2 separate regions of the Mus musculus genome follow, and region 1 is linked to region 2. The links are chromatin loops, found by intact Hi-C in ENCODE. Cell type or tissue: heart. All regions are shown on one strand. Links, peaks and the distances in the headings refer to the core of each region. The heading gives the core; the rest is flanking DNA.

What was found. Hi-C counts contacts between places; a loop is a spot of excess contacts. Peaks named below come from ENCODE experiments on the same cell type or tissue, not always from the same donor. Only the 100,000 strongest peaks of a DNase experiment are listed, where the experiment ranks them.
Region 1: it touches region 2 in a loop (5-fold over the local background); 6 of 42 quality-filtered maps call a loop at or near these places.

The regions. Positions count from the first base shown.
Region 1 is chr14:66,727,174-66,737,665 of GRCm38, reverse strand. It overlaps Adra1a (adrenergic receptor, alpha 1a), which reads right to left. Exons shown (of 4, transcript NM_001271760.1): 3 at 9,666-10,220; 4 at 4,204-6,102. The coding sequence ends at 9,703. Among named protein-coding and RNA genes, the nearest start is that of Adra1a, 97 kb to the right of the region's middle. In heart, for the core only: no CTCF peak of the experiment used is centred there; a DNase peak (open chromatin) is centred at 4,945.
Region 2 is chr14:66,630,725-66,641,216 of GRCm38, reverse strand. Adra1a (adrenergic receptor, alpha 1a) reads right to left here and starts at 5,966. Exons shown (of 4, transcript NM_001271760.1): 1 at 5,614-5,966; 2 at 2,757-3,763. The coding sequence starts at 3,639. In heart, for the core only: a CTCF peak has its summit at 4,319; a DNase peak (open chromatin) is centred at 4,356; H3K4me3 peaks cover 2,500 bases; H3K27me3 peaks cover 2,427 bases.

The sequences.
Region 1 (10,492 bases), core at 3,479-5,978, 96 kb before region 2:
GTAATAGACATATATTTCAATAAAATGCAGGGTAGGTGGACCTTTAGAGATCCCTATTCTGATTTTTTTAAAATGAGCTTTCTTTGTTTTACATTTTACTTATTTATTTTACATGTGTGGCGAAGCACATGTGTGGAGGTCAGAGAACAACTGAAGGAATTGGCTCTCGCCACCATGTGGATCCCAGGGACTAAACTCCGACCTTCAGGCTTGGTGGCAAGTGTTTAGCCGTCTTGCTGGCCCCCATATTCTGCTTTGAGACCACCAGGTATCAATGCAATAAAATGCTCTCTTTTCACAGGGTAGCATTTTTTACTCCAAACTTCAAACATCCATTTTTTAGAGAGTCAGAACTTGGCAAAGAGGGTTCCCAGAATTGAGACATCTGTACCCCGTCAGTGGGACAGCCCCGTGATGTCCTCCTGACCTCTGAGGGGCCATGCCCCAGCTTCCTCTCTCCCAGCACTCAGAGAAACAGCCACTTGGGTCAAGGTTCTCCCCTTGGCTCTTTCCATAACCTCACAGCTGCTCCCTAAAACCGAGACCTGAAATAGCCACGGGCTGTGTTTATCTGAAGCACAGTTGGACCAAAAAGCTCAGCTCACAAGCCGACTTTTCCCTTCTGCTTAGAGCAGATTTGAGGTTTGGAGTCATGAGAGACTGCTGGCATCGAGACGGTGGCCAACCTCTGCCAGACACAGCCTCCCAAATATGCCAGCCATGCTCAGTGATGCTTGTGGTGTGAACCTTCCCATGAAGTCACTTGTCCAGAGGTGCCCAGAGGTCCTTGGAATGGCCCATGGCACTATCCAAGGAGAACATGTGTCCTACAGCTCCTGTTGCTGCTGAATTCCATGCCAACTCCAGCTGCCCCTGCTAGTAATTGGGAATGGCTGTTCGCCTTGTAACCATTTACTTCTGACAGTTGCCAGGCATTGCTTAGCCCTGACTCCTTAGACAAATTTAAACTGAAGCTCTGTGTCGAATCCTGTCCCTTGTCCTGCAATCAGGATGCCTTTTTTTTTTTTCTTGTGGCATCAGCCCTATAAACACATGTGCACCAAGTATGTAGTGCCTTTCACAGGACAGCTGTGATAATGTACCCTGTTGGTAGCCGAGAAAAGCGCAACCACCACCCTGCCTAGACAGTCCCACCCTGGTGGAAATCTTCAAAGTAGCTCAGGGAGTTTGACTTAAAAAAAAAAATTAAAGTGGAGTTTCCAGGTAAAAGCATCTCTAATCCAAAGAAAATAGCACGGTGGGGGAAGGGTACAGATAACAGAGCTGGCGTCTGAGTTTCGGAGTGCAGCGCCCCGGCAGGGCACAGCCTGTTTCTGATTTCCTTTCTAATCATACAAAAGACATCTGTGGATGCTGCCGATCTTGCAGGTGAGCCGGAGGAGGGATTCAGGGTAACGGAAAAACTTACTCTATCAGTTGTTGACTGTGGAGTGTTTAGGCCTTAATAACACTCAATCCGTGGAGGGAAGAACTGGGATGGGAAAATGACACAAACGGGGCGTGCCCTGGTGGGTCGAAGAGGCCCACTGTGAGTGGGTTGGTTTTTATCATCTCATGAGGCATCTTCCTGAATTCCCATCACACCTGCCACACCCTCCCCTGCCCCATTTCACAGGTGAAGACAGGTCAAGGAGCTTGCTTTGAGTCACCATGAGACAGGAGGAGGCACACTACAGCCCAGGACTGATGACCTTGCCTATAGCTCTTTTGGCTTTCCTCCAGAGCTAGGGGTCTGGGTGGAGCTGAGTAGGTCAAGGTTCAGCATGCTGAGTCTGGTTCAGGTTCACACAAGAGAATTTCAGAGCAATGAGTGGGTCAAGTCTCAGGCTTCTATCTCTCAAACTCCTTGCAGACCTTCCCCTCTCTCCAGATGCCCACATCTTCATGCCAGCTCTCTGTGAGACTCTTTCATTTACAGTGTGACTATAAAGTCTCAACCGTTAGTATGCTATCATTTCAAAGAGTGTTAAAGGGCTTAGCTTGGAGCATGTGTTCTAAAAATATAGCTATGCATGTGTATGTGTGTAGGCAAGAGAATTTCCTCAGGAAGTGTCTCTCAGGAGCAGGCTACCTTGTCTTTTAGGTATAGTCTCTCACCTTTACCTGGAACTCAGTGCTTTGACTAGGCTGGCCAGCCAGCGAGCTCCAGAGATCCACCTGTCTGCCCCTCAGTGCTGGGAGCTGTGATCCCTTCCTTTCCTTGATTTCTTCCTTCCTTCCTGTCAGTTTTCTCTTCCTTTTTTCTTTCATGGTTTCTAGGGAATTCTTGATGCTTGCAAGGCAAAGACTTCACAAGTTGGCTTAACCCTCACAGACCTACAAAATCGACTTTTCACGACTTAAGCCTTCCTTCTGCACCATCCATCTGAGTCACAGGAAGGCGTGAGATGATCTTGGTGTCTGCAAGCTTGGGTTAGGTCACCATAGTTATAACTGAAAGGATGCTGTTTGTAACTTGTCAGGTCCAGAGAATACAGATTCTCTTCCTTCACCTCTGATGAGGAAAGCATGCATTTTGATGTGGGCTTTCGAAGCTGAGACAGGATGGCTCTAGCAGACCTCCTGCTCTCACTTGAAGTTAGGGATGAGGGTTGGGTGCGGTACTCAATCTAGGAAGGCAAGAGTCAGGCTGGCTGCCAGGAATGGAGGTGAGAGCAAGCAAGGTCTCTATCTTTTAATTAACTTGTTCCCCAGTAAGGGGTTCACTCTAAAAAAAAACCCCACAAAACAAAAACAAGTTTGTAGGAAACTGGCAATAAATTGCTACTAAGTATCTAAGGTACTTGCAGGTCACCCTTCTTAATAGCTGTGATGGTTTGTATATTCTTGGACCAGGGAGTGGCACCATTTGGAGGTGTGACCTTGTTGGAATAGGTGTGACCTGGTTGGAGTAGGTGTGTCACTGTGGGCGTGGACTTAAGACTCTCACCCTAGTTGTCTGGAAGTCAATCTTCCACTAGCAGCCTTCAGATGAAGATGTAGAACTCTTAGCTCCTCCTGCACCATGCCTGCCAAGATGCTGCCATATTCCCACCTTGATAATGGACTGAACCTCAAAACCTGTAAGCCAGCCCCAATGAAATGTTTTCCTTATAAGAGTTGCCTTGGTCATAGTGTTTGTTCACAGAATTAAAACACTAAGTCAATAGCGTTCCTATTTTATCAGCTGGATCTTTAAAAAAAGTTTATTTATTTATATATTTACTTATTTACTTATTTATTTAATGTATGTGAATACACTGTTGCTATCTTCAGACACACCAGAAAAGGGAATCTGATCTCATTACAACCATGTGGTTGCTGGGAATCGAACTAAGAACCTCTGGAAGAACAGTTGGTGCTCTTAACTGCTGAGCCATCTCTCCAGCCCTTATCAGCTGGATTTTGAGCACCTCTTCTATAGTAGAAAGTTTCTGCACGTGGGCTTACTGTTTGTTAATGTGCCCGTGCCTCTGCTTTTTACAACCACTGTCACTTGTGGTATGACACAGGGACTAGGAAGGGGAGACATTGCATGTTGAGAAGTCATTATCCCATACTCAGATTTTGATCAGAGAGGATGAAACAACAACAACAACAAACCAGATATCTTTAGTGGATCCATCAAGACAGAGACCCACCCTTTCAGACCTGTCTTGGGATGGCTTCTGCCTCTGAACACTTCTGTAGGTTTTGATCCCACAATACATTTTCTTTTCCTCATTTCTAGATTGGACTAATGCTAAAGATGTGACACTCTAGACAAGGCACTGCAATGTGATGGAGATAGTGAGACCAGAGACATCTCCTGCCCAAGAGGTTCTGGGGTAGGGATCACGGCAGGAAACCAAAGCCTTGATTTTGGACTTCTAGCATCCAGGACTGCGATGAAGCCAGTGAATGTTGCTGAAGCTGGGCAAGCCCGCAGAACTGTGTAAAAATGCACCCGATAAATGAACACAGGGATATAAAGGCCGAAGCTCCTGGCAAAAACTGGAACACCCATGTTGGGGAAGATTCTTCAGAGCGGAAGTTTTCCATCAAGTTCAATGGCAGGGACCATGAAAAGGGCAATCCCAAGTTCCAGGGGGCGCACAGGACGATGTGTGTTTCGAGGAACAAGAAACAGAACGTTGGAGACAACAGCAGCCCCGTGGATCATTAGCCTGGGATTTGTCACCCGATGGATTAGTCATTGTTCAAGGTAAAGGGGGAACTGAGTTTAATTTATGAGTTCATCAAGGCCTTGAAAGAGTTTAAGGAACTCTTAGGAGGGAAAGTTTATATGAAAAAAAACAAAAACAAAAGACAAAAATAAGAGACACAAGACCATGATGGAGAAGCAAAGCTGACTTAGAGAGCACATGAAAGATGTCCAGACCATGAGAGGTTGAGTTCTTCAGAAACCATTCCAAGTGGTTTGCATCAGGGATGAAAAATTGTGTCCCATTGGATAAACCTGTCTTTTGAGCTATCGATGACTCTATATTTTTAAAGGACTGTCCATGGCCTCCTGCCAGAGCCAAAACAGAGACCATACAGTTTATCATGCCTAAAATGTTTCTCATTCATGGAAATAGCAGGCCAACTCCTGGTATACATAAAACAGGTATTTAGTTATTTACTTTTGGCTTCTTTAGGAACAACCCCCCAACCCCCATTTGTAACAATGCCTCTTGGAAAAACACATTCTTGACTTCTGAGCAGACGAACACAGAACCCTGCCAGCTCATACACTGGGGACTGTCATTACCCTCTTTGGTTTCATACCAGGGTGGTGCAGTGAAGAGGGGCCATCTGGGGCTGCTGGTCAGAGTGTACCCAATGGCCCACAGGTTTCCTTTGGGAACCTCAGGGTGACAGTCACAGCTGGTTTTGACCTTACATGTCACACTATTGAGCAAATCAACTCTTGCCCTGACTCTCCCCTGGCTTTGTAGCAGCTTATCTATGGCGACAGAACAAAATGACATGTGCCTGTCTGTTAGCCAAGAAAACAAGTTCTTCCCAGTGGTTGGCCAGGATGGGAGGGGAGAAGGTCCAGACAGATCTGGAGTTAAACTGAAGCAGTTCACTATGAAAGTCAGTGAGTCAAAATACACAGCGGACACTGGGGGACATGGAAGCATCTCCGAGACAGATTAAATATGAGGGTGTTCAAAGAAGTCCTTGACTCATAACTTCTATTTCTTCACATACCAAAAGTAGATTCAAAAAAGAAAAAACAAACAAACAAAAAAAAAACCCAAAACTCCTTCCTTTTCTTCTCCTACACAGGAATGAGCCAAGAAAGATTTGATAAGCATGTGGTGAGGCACAGTAAATTAAATTCACATTGGAATTTCTGTCTTAATTCCCTATGATGTTCACATACACTTATTTTATTCAGCCTGTTTCATAGACCAGGATGATCATCATATTCTTTTCTCTAAATGCAATGCTAAGTTACACTAAGATTTTTTTTTTATCACTTAAGTCTGTATTTTCATGGCTTAACAAACCATCACCTCCAGCTTATAGTGAGATGGCTCTGAGTGTGCTACAGGGACAGTGTGGCAAGAACTCCCAAGCCATATGAAAGAAAAGGCCATTATCTCCCCCTCTGAAATGAATAAACCTCCAGTTTCAGGGCAGTTGCTTGCTTACCAGTCACGGGAAATCGTGACTAAACTCCCTGCTTTGAGCCACAGCTTTGGTCAATTTTCCCCTTTCATGGTCCCTGCCACTCCTACGGCCTTTGTAAGTTTGGCAGTGGTGTTTTGAACCATGACATTCTCCTACAGAGAGCAAGTAAGCCTATTTCTCAGCTCACTCGTATGCCATAGGGTCTGGGAAACATGAAGGGGACCCTGCCAATGCCACCTTTGCCCAGGGGCCAACATTATATGCTGAAATCCTAGCTTGCTTCCCAGCCCAGACCCCCAACAGTCAAGTTCACTCCTTCATCCTGCAGGGACCTTGGAGGGCCAGAGGCCACTGTTGCCATGGCTTTTGGAAGATGTGGCCTCAGCCAGCTCCTCAGCATCAGTTTGGAGGCCCAAAGCTGGTGAAGTGTTCCAACTGGGTCTGTCTGTCGCACAGGTGGTTTCATGGATAAAAGCCCTGGTAGTGTAAAAAAGAGACCATAGTGATAGTGAGTATATCTGATGCCTGTGTATCTGCTACCCCTCTCTTCTCTTGTCTCTCTGGTTTTCGCTTGCCTTTCATCTGCTTGCTTAAACATCCACCTGTTCACTTTTCCCTTCGCTGAGGAGCCAGTCTCTTCCCTAATTAAGTCAGCAGGCATTCATTGAAGAGGCAGCATCATATTTTGGCAAGAGGATGGGGACAGAGCTCTCCCGAGAAGCAATTAGGAATGTTTGTTAGTGGTGATTAGGGAACAGTGATTAACGCAGGAACAATTACCTGCTCAAGAAAATAGTTCCTAAAAAAGTTTCGCTCCCAGGCTTTCGCCCCAAAACCTGCTGGTCTAGGAGGTCTTCTTGATGATTCATATAGAAAAGGAAGCAAGCTAAAATGTACAGCTGCGTATCAATGGCCTGTCTCTGGCTACCTGGAGGCCAGCATTCGGAGCCTTCCTCTCTGAGTGGCATCCATGAAAATTAACATGCCCAGTACATGGCCTGCAATCCCTGGTGGGATGCCGCCAGCCTCTTCTGTTCTTGCTAAGTTGTAAAATAAAAGCTGGAATGTGTAGGTTTTTGTTTGTATAGGTTTTTGAAGAGGCATTCTTCCTAAGTGTTCATATAAACCATGTCTGGCAATCCTGGAGGAGCACCAGAAGCCTTGCTGCTCTGCAAATGCAGGGTGTCAAATGCAGAGGGATTCCACGCAGAAGCAGTCGTAGATGAGCCTATGGAAAGGAAAGTTCTTTTTTCACAGTGGATAGCCTGGATCTATCTATTTATTTATTTTTTTGAGACAGAGTCTCGAGTAGTCTAGGCTGGCTCAAACTTACTAAGTATTCAAGGACGACCTTGAATTCTTGATCCCCCTGTTTGCACTTCCTGAAAGCTGAGTTTACAGTCGTGAGCCACCACTCAGAAATTAGGTGCTGCGGGGCAAGTGTATACCAGGCAAGCACTCCACCAACTGAACGGCAGGTCTGATGCCCTGGAGAAAGTTTTCAAGCAAAGAGATTCAAGGTCCCTCTTCGTACACACAGTCTGAATGTAAGATGAGACTCAAAATTTGCTACCATAATGTCGGATTGATTTTGTGACATAGGGACAATCCTAAAGCGATCGTTTTCTAGAACACAGAGAAGAGGACATTCTAACTGAGGTTACTCTGGGTAAATTCCTCAAACTCCAAATAGAAACAGTAAACACGTGAATATAAATATGACAATCATTTGTTTGGCTGCAGCCACTTCGGTTTTTGGCACACTCAACGGTACAGGCATTTCTGGTGGATGATTAAACACAAGTTCACTTTTAAGTTGTTTATCCCGTGCTTGACACTATGTTTTGGCGACATTATCAATTTCTTATAAAGTTGGTGTGTTTCTATCTAGTGTCCTGCTGTGGGAGTGGAAAAAGCTGTTAGGTATTTGGCTGTTGGAGGGAGGAGTGCCAGCAGAGTGTGCAGGCAATGGTTTATGGGGGAACTTTACAAGGTATGATTGTCAAGGTTTTATCTGACAACTCATTTTCTAGTTGGTTTTTTTTTTCCTTTTCCTCATTAGCAACGGTGCCAACGGTGGCTTTTTTAGTATTCCCGAGCTTTCTCACTTTTAACATTTACATTTTATTATCAAGGGATTTAATGATGATCAGTAACATGGAATGGTACCCCGCTGAAGAAGAGCTAAGATCCCTATTCCCGTCAAGATGCCCTTTTATGAGGGAATGACACGACCAAGAATGGGTTTTAGAATTCAGATTTAGAAGTATGATATTGTGAACAGCGAAGCCTATAGAGAAAATGAACCAGGTTTGTGTCCTGGAGGTCTCTCCAGATGTCAACACACCCACATCTGTTAGAGCTGTTAAGAGCTATGCAAAGAGCCCAAGAGCCTAGAATCCCAGCCAACTTTTAGTGACAGAAGCCAAGTTCAGAACGCAAGGCTGAGTAACGACCTAGCTGGCCAATGAGAAGACAGGGTCCAGGAAAAGGTAGAGAAAGCAGGTCATAGTCAAAGTTCCAAGACAACCAACCACAGCCGCCACAGCCAATGCACACAGCTCCTCCATTGCAAAGTGGGTAGAGATTTACCCTTAGGCCGATAGAAGAGAGTTCCATCTGATGTAACGGAGGAAAGGAAAGTTGGGAAGGGAAGGCCAGGAGCCTCACTGAGAAGATTTCATGGTAGCTTCAACCAGCTCGGAAGCTCTTAGGAGAAATTAGGTGAGCAGGGGAAGACGTTATAAAAAGCATTGGTAGTTGTGATTCTTGTTAGGGTTGGTGCCACAGACAAACACCTTATCTTACAATTTTTACAGTGGAATGGCAGGTATAGTTTAGTTTTTACATGTGATTAGCCTAGGCACCACTTGCAATAATCTGGATTACTAAGAATGCAAGGATTTGGCATATATAAAGCAAAAGCAAAAAAAAAAAAAAAGAAAGAAAGAAAGAAAAAAAAGAAAAAGAAAGGAAGGAAGGAAGGAAGGAAGGAAGAAAGAAAGAAAGAAAGAAAGAAAGAAAGAAAAGAGCACATCTTCCCAGGTTTTGCAAAAAGTAGGAATCAATTTTGGCAGTTGTTTGGCAATGAATTAAAGTGTTTGAGGGTAGGCATCAATATGTTTGGAAGCTCAGGCGGGGGTGCACCTGGACCCTAAGACTCATTCTTCATGCCACAAATGAACTCCATTCACGACACAGAGTGGAAGGAAATGGAAGCCAGCATTCTGCCATGCCTGGATTTCCATTATGGAGTTCTAGGCAAGGTGAGTAGCTCGTCACATCAAAGAGGATGCGGAATAAGCAGGGCATTAGCAGGGCGTTAGTATCCATCCCATCCCAGCCTCTTGCTCCTTAAGGGAGATAAAAGAGGGAGCCTTCCTTCACCAGTTCTGGGAAGTGCTGTCCCAGGCACACCTTATTCTCTTGATAAAAGCATGCTGTCCTTGGTTAGTCCTGGCCACACTCCTCAGATCCAAGAGTGGAAAATGCACTCCAGTTTCAAATGGGGCTAAGGAACCAGTCAGAGAGCAACCATTGGGAAGCCCCCCTGACCAGTTTCACCCAAAGCTGAGAATATGGTGTGGTCCAACTTGCTCTAAAAGCATGTTGGTCATTACCTTGCACTCCTTTCTGTCTAGGTCCCCTCTCCATAAATGTCAAATGTAGTCGCTAGTAGGTTCAGCCTGAAAATAAAGTCCCCTCCCTTCCATCAAGAAATAGCTCCAAACTTAGAGTGTGTGCTCAAAATATTCACAATGAAATCATCATCCTGTATTTATAGTCTTCTGGATTGTGTATGAGATTTTCTTTCCCATGGTATTTCTTGTTGAAAGGGTCAGCAGTGGAAGGCAGGATCAGAGAAAGACTGAGGGAAACTGGCCGCCCGTCCTTTAGAAGCAGTTAGTTAGCCCTACATCCCGCCTCTTCCCCTGTGCCCTACCCGCTCACCCGATAAACAGGTACCCTCCTTCTCCCCTTCCCCAGATGGTCCCCTTGTTGAATGGACCTGGCCTTCCGAGTGGGAAAATCAACAGTACCTAGTGTCATCCCTTTTCCTGTGACCTTTCCCATCCTCTAGACTTCCTCCCCGTTTTCACCGAGGGAGATGGTGTGGATCTTAATGGTTGGAACTTGGTGATTTTCTTCAGGGCGTGGGGTCGACGACCCCACACAGCAGCAGACCTGCAAAAAGCTTTTACTTCTCACCCGGGCTGTGGTACAGGCGGATTGGTCCTTCGGCATGGTAATCCTGGCCGATCCCTGGGGCATGGAAGAGAAAAACTTCCATTCACGGACTCCATCTGTCTTGGAGATCTTATAGAAAGTCTCTCCTGAGCCCACCGGGATACGCACCATGCCTCTGTGCTGCCCCTCTACAGCCTGGCTGGGTGGGTGCAGAGTGTAGCCCAGGGCATGCTTGGAAGACTGCCTTCTGCGAAGACACTGGATTCGCAGCACATTCTGAAAGGCTTTCTTGAACTCCTGGCTGGAGCATGGGTATATGATAGGGTTGATGCAACTATTTAGGTACCCAAGCCAAAATACTATTTTGAAAACTGTTTCCGGTGGCTTGAAATTCGGGAAGAAGGACCCTGAAAGAGAACACAAAGAACATATATGATTGGCCAGTCAAGAGGCCAATCAGAACCACAAACAACACACATGGTTTTCATATTTATAAAAAGTTTCAAAAATGTCCCGATTCAAATGAGTGTCTCACATTGGCTGGTAACTCATTTACTAGGTTTTCAAAGACCATTTCACACAGATAGATTTGACCTGGCCTCCTCTCTCAGTGGTAGGGAATCATCTGTAGGCTTCCTCTGAGCTTTGCAGAGTGTGGCATCACATTTAACACTCAGTT
Region 2 (10,492 bases), core at 3,199-5,698:
GGGAATATTGAAGTACTCTGAGAGCTCTCTAATGTTCTCCTTCTCCTTCATGCTGTGGCGCTCACATCCCTTGACTCCTTCGTCATTTCTTTCTTTTGGGCACTTCTCTTGGCTCTTGCCTCTGCCATTGGTGTCCTGTTCTATCTGATCTTTCCCATCAGAATACAAACATCATGGCCTATCTTCCACTTTTGAGACTTGCCCCTGGCTCTCTCAAGCAACACCCTTTCCTAGTGCTTCTAGCACACTCTTCCTAAGAGGGGTCTGCCTTCCCTTATCCCATTTGATCTTCCATTCTCCCTGGAGGATGCACAGTAGGGCTTCTGTTCCCAGCGCTCTACTGAAGCCTTCAGCCTCACCCAACTGCTGTCCACCATTAAGGACCACCCCATCACCAAGGCAACTTCCACTTGCTCTCCCTGGGAGCTGTGTGTGACACAATTAATTATTCTTCTTGTATTTCCTAATTTTCTTCCCACTTCCTGGGTTACCCCCCCTCCCTTTTGTTACCTGCTTCCCTCCCTGCCTGCCACCTCTGAGGCTTGGTTCTTCTCTGGATGCCTCCTCTCTGGCAGACCTCCCTGTGCCTATACACATTGGTGTGCCCAAGGTTTTACCCTTAGCCCATGTCCCCTCAAAGCTCCCAGTTCACACACCTTCTGCCCACCTGGCAGACACTCAGATGTCTAAGAGACACTCCCAGCACAGTGGGAGAACGATGATCGATGATCGGATGTTCCACGTCCCCAGCCCCTCCCTGCCCTTTCATTTTCCATTCTTTTCAGTTTCTGTTAAATATATAATCATCTATGCAAATTTTACTTCGACAAAAAAAAAGACCCTGCATGATGTGATCTTATCTACTCTTGTGATTTTTTTTTTTAATTTTATTTTTGTCCTTGCCTCTTGCCCTTGCTTGAACAGGTGAGGTTTTCCCGTTTTCCCATCTTTGCAGCCACTGTTCCCTTGGACAATCTGTTCTTCCCTCAGGATTTTACAAGCTTAGTTCAGTCGGGGCTCTGCTGGAATATACCCTACACTCCGCAGTACTTCTCAGAACACTGTTCCATCATCCTTATGCCACCTGGCCTCTCATTCTGGGGACTCTCTGACAGTGCTTATTGGTCCTTCACATTTTTTTATTACGTATTTTCCTCAATTACATTTCCAATGCTATCCCAAAAGTTCCCCACACCCTCCTCCCCCACTCCCCTACCCACCCATTCCCATTTTTTTGGCCCTGGCGTTCCCCTGTACTGGAGCCTATGTGCAGGTGTCTATTTTGTGAGTAAGGACTTTCTGCCTTGTTCACCCTCAGTGGTTGAAACAAGGCTTCAGCAGGCATCTGTGGCGTGAATAGGTACAGAATAGGTGCAGCTCTAATAGTGCGCCCTCCGGGAGGCAGAAAGAGAAGGAGTGTGGGAAGGGAAGAATGCAGAGTGACTAAAGAGTGTCACTCCAGTAACGTCAAAGCTCCAACTTCCTTCCAGAAAGAGTCTGGAACAGGGACAGGCAGGCACAAGGAAGGCCATGTAGGGTCAGCCACTCCAGGAGCCCTGTTCCACAGAAGTTCTGCAACTGTAGAAATCATCTGTGCCTCTGCAGTCTCAAAATGCAGCTACTGGCCACAGCTGGCCATTGAGTGCTTGGAAAGTGGCTAGTGGAGATGAGAGATGGAATTGTGGTATAATTTAATTTTAATCCACATTTAAACAGCTACATGTGGCTGGTGGATATAGCATTGAAAAGTGTCTTTCTTCCATGTGTGGAGGCAAGATGGCAGGTGTTGAAAAGTCTGGTCAACATCTGGGGCACAGTTGGTAATCAAAAACTAGACTTGTTATTCTGACACGGGGTTGCAAAGTATGGTACTGTAATTGATACTGGGTTCAAAAGCACTTTAGAGGGCACGTTTGCTATGATTTTGTGTTTGTTATAGTTGGTGGTAACCAGCACGTGAGTCTGTATTTTAGTTTACAAACTAAAAGTAGCAAAGAAGTGCTTTGGAATGGCATGGAAGGCCTTTCAGATAGGAGGCTGTTCCCAGTGGATTGGCTTCTTGATACTTATAATGAGGTAATTAATTCTGACAACAGCTAATTTTGCATCTGCAAAAATTGGATTTGCAACATTATTGTGCTGTTTTCAAGCTGTCATCTGCATTTCCGGGATGGTTTTGGATAAGAGTGGTGTCTGCTTTCAAACTCACTGCTTAAATGAAAGAGTATTTGCTTACTGGAATTTTAAAGAATGGATTCTTTACGTTTTTTTAATTAGTTTGGACATGAAAAAAATATTTCGGTTGTGAATGGCTTACCATATTCTCTATCACACTGAATTCGGAGAACAAAATGAGCACAGACAGAGCCTAAGCAGACAGACACTATAACTCACACACACAGCGGAGAGTACCATCTAACCCAATTGTACAGTCACATATTTGCCCAGAACAAGCGTGGTGTGTATTTTCAAGCCAAGAGGACTTTTTTTCCCCACCCATAGCGGAACAGGAGCAGTATCCGAGTAGTCTGCTTTGGGGACTCTAAAGAGACTGCGTGGATTTAAGTTAACCAGACTTAAGGACATTAAGAAAAGTGGACACTCCCATTAAAGAGACCAACAAAGTAGTAAAAGAAAAGACTCCAGTTCCCACCAGGGAGTCCTTCCTGTGCCTTTGAAATGCAGACCCCTCTTCTACCTTAGCGGTGGGACTCCCCATTCCCTCAACTGTAAGCAGTGGGGTTGAGAACACTCACCAATGGGCATCACGAGGAAGAATGGCAGCCAGCAGAGGACGAAGCATCCCACCACAATGCCCAGCGTCTTGGCGGCTTTCTTCTCTCGGGAAAACTTGAGCAGCCTCACGGAGAAGTGAGTCTTATTCTTGGCACTGCTTACTCCGCTGCCTTCTGCAGGGACATTTTTACGGTGGATACGGAGCGTCACTTGCTCTGAGTCTGACTTGTCGGTCTTGAGGCCGGACTTGAGGCCTCGGCTTTCTCTCTTGGCTACCACGTAGACTCGACAGTACATAACCAGGATGATGGTCAGTGGCACGTAGAAAGAGCCCAGCGCTGAGAACAGCACGTATCCTGGCTCCTCATTGATTTGGCAGATGGTCTCATCCTCCGGAGCCTGCTGCCTCCAGCCGAACAGGGGTCCGATGGAGATGACCAAGGAAAGCGCCCAGACGCAGAGCAGAGCCCTGACGCCCCTCCTCTGGGTGACAATGGTGGGGTAGCGCAGCGGGTAGCTCACACCAATGTATCGGTCGATGGAGATGATGCAGAGGCCCATGATGGACGCTGTGCAGCATAAGACGTCCACCGCCGCCCAGATGTTGCAGAACACCCTGCCAAAGGCCCAGTAGCCCAGGATCTCAAAGATGGCAGAGAAGGGCAGCACGGTGGAGGTGAGGAGGAGGTCTGCCACAGCCAGGTTGACAATGTAGTAGTGAGTCACCGAGTGCAGATGCCGATGACAGGCCACCGAGAGGATCACTAAAATATTCCCCAAGACCCCGAAAATGATGAGGCCCCCCAAGATCACCCCAAGTAGAATGGCCTTAGAAATGTTCACCTGTGCTGGCGGGTGGGTGCAGTTGGAGCCTTCAGAAGCATTTTCAGAAAGAAGCACCATGGTCCCAGGGAGGGGGCAAGGTCGGGCTTTGGACGGCCACCCTCTGGCGGAGGGCGGAAACGTGAGCCTGAGGAAGCCAAGTCAAAAAATCTCCGCTTGGGGGAATCCTGCGGGCTGGGTTGGGCTGGGGGAGGGAGAGAACACACCTGTTGTAAACCGCCTGGAGCAGCTCTGGGAACCCTCAGAGGGCCACGTTGAGGAACAGAGCATTAAAGGAGACATGGCCAGGCGCGCTCTGGGCTTCTGGGGACACCTTCCAAAGGTTTAAAAGGACATGCTGTGAAAGCCACCAGAAATTACAAAAATCCGCTTCTCTGTGCACTCTGATCCATCCTGTGCATCCACGCAATTAGAAATTCACGAGTCTGTGACTAGTCTTTGCTGAAATGGTTAGCTAAGTGTGGCTCAGCCTTCGAAGCTCAAGGCAGGGACGCTGGGCGAATGGGCGCTGCAGCTGACCGGCAGTGACTCTCAACTTGGCCGCCCATCTATGGGATACCGCTAGCTCCAGTTTCTAGGAGTTCTGGCTAGGTAACATGGGTCTGGAATATTTGCTGAGACCGAAGTGGCCCTGGAGCTTCGTTTATCTGAATTCAGCTGAAAATAAAAAACACAAAGAAAAAGGCAGTCCGTGAGCCAGTCGCCCTGGACAGCCAGGCCCTGGGGAGCTCGCCCAGTAACCAGACTCCTGCTGGGAGCCCGCCGCTCTGCAGTCCATGAGTGGCTTTGTGAGGCCCTGACGTAGGCAACACGGGACAAGGGAGGGGACTGCGTGCTCTGTCCCCCTCTGCAGTCCTCCCCAGTCCTCCCCTCTGGGAAGGTGCCTTCGAATGCTTCACCTTGCCTTGGCTGACCAAGTTCAGAATCCAAAACAAAAGCAAGCAAGAGAGAAAAAAAAAAAAAAAAAAAAAAAACTCCCCACCTCAAATAATGACAATAAAACCCCAAGCTGCAGTAGCTGGAAGCTGAATTTCGAGAGATAGGTTGGAGAAAATAAAGCCCCGAAACGCCCCCTTCCTGCATCACCACCTCAGCTCCACATGCTCGACTGCAGCTGCGGTTGTCGCACAGAGGCAAGCCGGTAGAATCTCAGGGGTGGTGTGGGGATCCTCCGTGTCTCCCTTAGAACAGGTTGCACCATAGTCACCTGGAGAGGGCGGTCTGGGAGTGCGAACCTCGGAGAGCACGGAACCGCAGGGCCGCGCGTACGCTTTCTCCCGCGGAATTTGCGCTCGTGGGAGCAGAGCGCGCGGGTCTGCCTACCAGCCAAGTCACCCTCGAGAAAGAGCTAGGTTCCCAGCAAAGCCAATTCCCAGAGCTAAACAGGGCCCGGATGGATTCAGGCAGGATCTTCAAGGGGCGACCGCTGTAGGGATTCCAGTCTCAAGCCACACCCGGGCTTTCTGGGAGACCTGGGTGGGAGCGCATTATTCCTCGGACCAGGCTTTGTGAGTAGCAGTCACTGCGGATTCCCTAAGGGACTTAAAAAAAAAAAATCAAGTCCCCATGCCAGCAGTCGGGGAAGCCTGGGATTTTCTGGGCTAGGGTTCACGATCTGCCTAAATAACCCGATTTCTACACTGCAAAAGGACCAGACCAGGAGATGTAAGACAGAGGTTTGGGGCTTCGGGACCTGCATACTTTGTCTTTTGGGGTACAGCCCTAAGACTGAGATCTCAGGAGCAGGCTGCTGTGAAAACAATCACAAGTTCAAGCCCTCACAGGTGATAACCAAACCACACCAACACTGCGGAACCCGCTTTCTCCCACTTGGGGTCTATATATGGGTTAAAATGACACTTGTTAACTAGAAGGTAACTTCCCATGGCAAATCAGGGAAACCTGGTGGTTTGGGGTGCTGGTTTCAAAGCCAGTCCCAAAGCGGAGAATCGAGGCTAAGTCCAGGGGCACACCAGCCCACCCCACAACTCGGCCCTGCGGGATGCCGGCGCTCCGCACCGCTGCGCTACTCACCTGCTGCGCGGCTGCGGAGGCCCTGGCGCCAGGAGAAGCGGACCTTCAGTCCTCGCAGAGCCCTCTGGTTCTCTGCAGGAGAACAGGGTCTCCAAAGACCAAGACCCAGTCCTTAGCACCCGCTGACTCACCCCACCACTGCTGAGCCCTCAAACTCCGGGCTCGCTTCTTGCTTCTCCTGGATATTTTAAAATAAAGACTGAAAACAGAGAAAAGAAATGACAAATACAGCGATCCAATAACTCCACGATCACCAGTTTGATATTCAGTTCCTGGACACAGAAAAGAGCGGCTCGGAACTTTGCAGCTCGGGTTGACGTAGTACAGGCAGGCTGTAGCCTAGCGAGTACCGTAATCTCCAGCTGTTACCGTATTCCTCTGCAGCAACCCGCACATTTCGTAAAATTCGGGGTTACTGTCCTTCTCCTTCTTATTTAAAAAGTGGATTTCGTCTCTCTCCCTTCCTGTTTCTCTGTCCCATTTCGATCTCTACTTCCCGTTTACCCCTTCCTCTTTTTTACCCTCATCCCTCCACGCTTGATACTGATCCCCCTCCCTCTCCTTCCCTTCTCTGGGTTTCCCCTATCAATAGGCTGATAAATACATTAAAGAACAAAACCAAATAAAAAACCAACCAACCAAAAGCAGACTCCCTTCCAAGTTCTTACTGAATAGATAATGTGCTCACGGAAATTCCCCAAAGGTTACTTTGAAAAGTTTAGTCCAACTCCCGGCCCGGTTTATTTCAGTCAAGAAGTCGCCTGGCAATGGTGGTAGTGGCATGCCTTTAATCCCAGCACTTGGGAGGCAGAGTTCAAGGCCAGTCTGGTCTACAGAGTGAGTTCCAGGATAGCCAGGACTATACAGAGATACCCTGTCTCGAAAAACCACAACCACAACCACAACCAAAACCAAAAAAAAAAAAAAAAAAAAAAAAAAGGAAGTGTGTGGCTGGTGGTGGCAAATGTGTAGGTGCTTGACATTATTTGCAGATGTTTAAAAAGTACACAAGCCCAGAGAAAGCTCCTTAGACTTGGTTGCAGTAGTTCAAGGAAAATAAAGTCTTTTAAAATATGACCCACCTTTCATTTGGTTACACGGAGTTTTAAAAACTATATGCTCTCAAGGCAATCTCTCCCTCAACCAGTGTCTATAAGTGCACTTGTTTCCAGTTCTCAAAAGAAAATATAACCTTGGAGAAGAGTTTCTTCTCTTTTGTTACTTTTTTTTTTAAACTTGTTTGAGTGGAAAACGTACACAACCAATTTTATTATTTATCTCGTCTGGACAAATTCCACGCTCTGGTTAACTTAGGACTTCGTGAAGTCAAAAGAACTTCAGAGAATTAAGAACAAACAAGAATTTTCCCATTCTGGCTCCCGTTTCCTATGTCTTTCATTGTTATTGACTCGGACAGAGGATGAGTGTTCCAAACACTTGCTAGAATCCCTTAAATCTTGCGATGCTGAGCTAACCTTGGGAGCATGGGGCTACAGCTGCATGTAGCAGGTACAGTCTTCTCTTGCATGTATATATGAAACAATAACTTAGATCACAAAAGCCCTATATTTCTGCTCCCTTTCCTGAACAAACTTGTGTTAGCATTACTCATTTTCCAAAAAAAGATGTTTAGAGAATTTTTTTAATTCGATATTTTCTTCATTTACATTTCAAATGCTATCTCCTTTTCTAGTTTCCTCTCCGAAAGTACCCTATACCCTCCCCAGCCCCACTCCCCAACCCACCCACTCCTGCTTCCTGGCCCTGACATTCCCCTGTAATGGGGCATATAATCTTTGCAAGACCAAGGGCCTCTCCTCCCATTGATGGCCTACTAGGCCATCCTCTGCTACATATGCAACTAGAGACAGGAGATCTGGGGGTACTGGTTAGTTCATATTGTTGTTCCTCTTATAGGGTTGCAGACCCCTTTAGCTCCTTGGGTACTTTCTCTAGCTCCTTCATTGGGGGCCCTGTGTTCCATCCAATAGTTGACTGTGAGCATCCACTTCTGTATTTGCCAGGCACTGACATAGCCTCACAAGAGATAGCTATATAAGGGTCCTGTCAGCAAAATCTTTCTGGCATATGCAATAGTGTCTGGGTTTGGTGGTTGTTTATGGCATGGATCTCCAGGTGGGGAAGTCTCTGGATGGTCTCTCCTTCCCCCTCAGCTCCTAACTTGGTCTCTGTAACTCCTTCCATGGGTATTTTGTTCCCCATTCAAAGAAGGAATGAAGTATCCACACTTCAGTCTTCCTTCTTCTTGAGTTTCATGTGATTTGCAAATTGTATCTTGGATATTCTAAGTTTCTGGGCTAATATCCACTTATCAGTGAGTGCATATCATGTGTGTTCTTTTGTGATTGGGTTAGCTCACTCAGGATGATGCCCTCCAGGTCCATCCATTTGCCTAAGAATTTCATGAATTCATTGTTTTTAATAGCTGAGTAGTACTCCATTGTGTAAATGTACCACATTTTCTGTATCCATTCCTCTGTTGAGGGACATCTGGGTTCTTTCCAGCTTCTGGATATTATAAATAAGGCTGCTATGAACATAGTGAAGCATGTGTCCTTATTACAAGTTGGAATATCTTCTGGGTATATGCCCAGGAGAGGTATTGCGGGATCCTCCGGTAGTACTATGTCCAATTTTCTGAGGAACCGCCAGACTGATTTCCAGAGTGGTTGTACCAGCTTGCAATCCCATCAGCAATGGAGGAGTGTTCTTTCTGCACATCCTCGCCAGTATCTGCTGTCACCTGAATTTTTGATCTTAGCGATTCTGACTGGTGTGAGGTGAAATCTCAGGGTTGTTTTGATTTGCATTTCCCTGATGATTAAGGATGTTGAACATTTTTTTTCCAGGTGCTTCTCAGCCATTCAGTATTCCTCAGTTGAGAATTCTTTGTTTAGCTCTGTACCCCATTTTTGAATAAGGTTATTTGATTTTCTGGAGTCCATCTTCTTGAGTTCTTTCTATATATTGGATATTAGTCCCCTATTGGATTTAGGATTGGCAAAGATCCGTTCCCAAGCGGTTGGTGGCCTTTTTGTCTTATTGACAGTTTCTTTTGCCTTACAGAAGCTTTGCAATTTTATGAGGTCCCATTTGTCAATTCTGGATCTTACAGCATAAGCCATTGCTATTCTGTTCAGGAATTTTTCCCATGTGCCCATATCTTCGAGACTTTTCCCCACTTTCTCCTCTATCACTTTCAGTGTCTCCTTTAGAGACTTTTTAATAGCAGTATGCCACAGAGTTCAGAGAAACAGCCACATGAGACCAGAGGTCCTAGAACACTGAAGACCTAGTACATAGATTTCTTTCTCCTTTATGTGTAAAATCTTACTACCCCCGAGCCTAGAGACATAATACCTACTATGTTTGACTTGTTTGAATTTAGTAGTATTTAAAGAGTATATACATAAGTGGCTTGCTTCTTCAGAAACTTCAAGCACAGAGGAATCCTCGTGGACACACAGACAAGAACTTCAGCTCTTTCAACCCTAGAGACTAAGATCCCTCCCCATGTGGAGGAGGCTGATCTAGAACCCCTAGGACTTTCACCCCTTGTGTAATAAATGTGGAGGAGTTGCTCTTTGGGAGTCTTATCTCCTAGAGGGACCACCATTGTTTAGTTTTGTATTCTCTTACCCTTTGCCATGAACATTCCTTCTCATTAATATCTGTTCCATGGTAGATAAGGCAAGTGGTTTTGTCTGCAAGAAAACAGGCTATGGAGGGAAACATGAACTAAGTTCTTTGGAATTCTTAAATCTCTAAGACTAACACATGAGATGATATCTAAACCAACTACTAACTAGCTATTGCACAAACCACAATGGCTACTCACTTCAACCAGGTAGGTTTCCAAACCTCCTCAGCTTTCGAATTTCAATCTTTGTAGCTCGAATGCTCAGTATGAGCCTTCTGGTTGCTAACCCCCAGCTGACAAATGGGAAGATAGTCATCTGCTACTTACTCTTAATTTTCTTATCAGCTTATATTTATTATCCAAAATAATCGCTTATAAACATGACATTTTTATTCAAATATGTCATGTGCTTTGACCGTATTCACCCCATTAGCTTCGCTCTAGTTCCCTACATTTTCCCAAATAGTTTTACATTCTACAATCATGTCATATGTGATATTTATGTATGTTATACACATATATTCATAGATCAAGTTGCACACATGCAACGTCTGACATGCTGCATTTGGCTTATTTCACTTAGCACAATGATTGGCAGTTCCATATATTTCTTGCAAATGACATCATTTTGTTCCTATGGCTGGGTAAAGTCCACTGTGTGGATACTACACACACTCTTTAGTCACTCTAGTCACCCTTTAAAGCATGGTGACATGATGACTCAGACTCCTGGAAGGTGCAGTGAAGAGACTGTAGCCATGGAGACCTGAGGAGAAAGCCCCACCTCCTGAGAGGCTTTTCTGGATCTGGGCTTCCTAAGTTTTAAAGGGAACAGTGAAACCCAGCAAGGCTGTTTATGAGGCTGAAACCAGCTCTCTGAAGAGTGTTTCGATGTGGTCCTGATTGATGCTCACCACTAATCGCATGAATAAATTAATCTTGTGAGTTCCATTTTTTTTTTTTTTGCACATTTTTGGTTCCTTTAGTAGAAATATGCCTTTAATCTAGCAAATGGCTGAACTTGAAATTTTACTTGGGAAAACAGTGATGTCAGAAGGCTGGCCAAGGACACCTGCTGCCCTTCTCCTCTCCCTGAGTCTACAAGGACCAGGCAAATGCATTTGAACCCCTTAGTCCAGGCCTTCTGAGAGCCACCTGTTGGCAGTGACAAGTACAAACCTGTGATGCCTGTCCAGAGAGGGTGGAGACAGGAGAAAG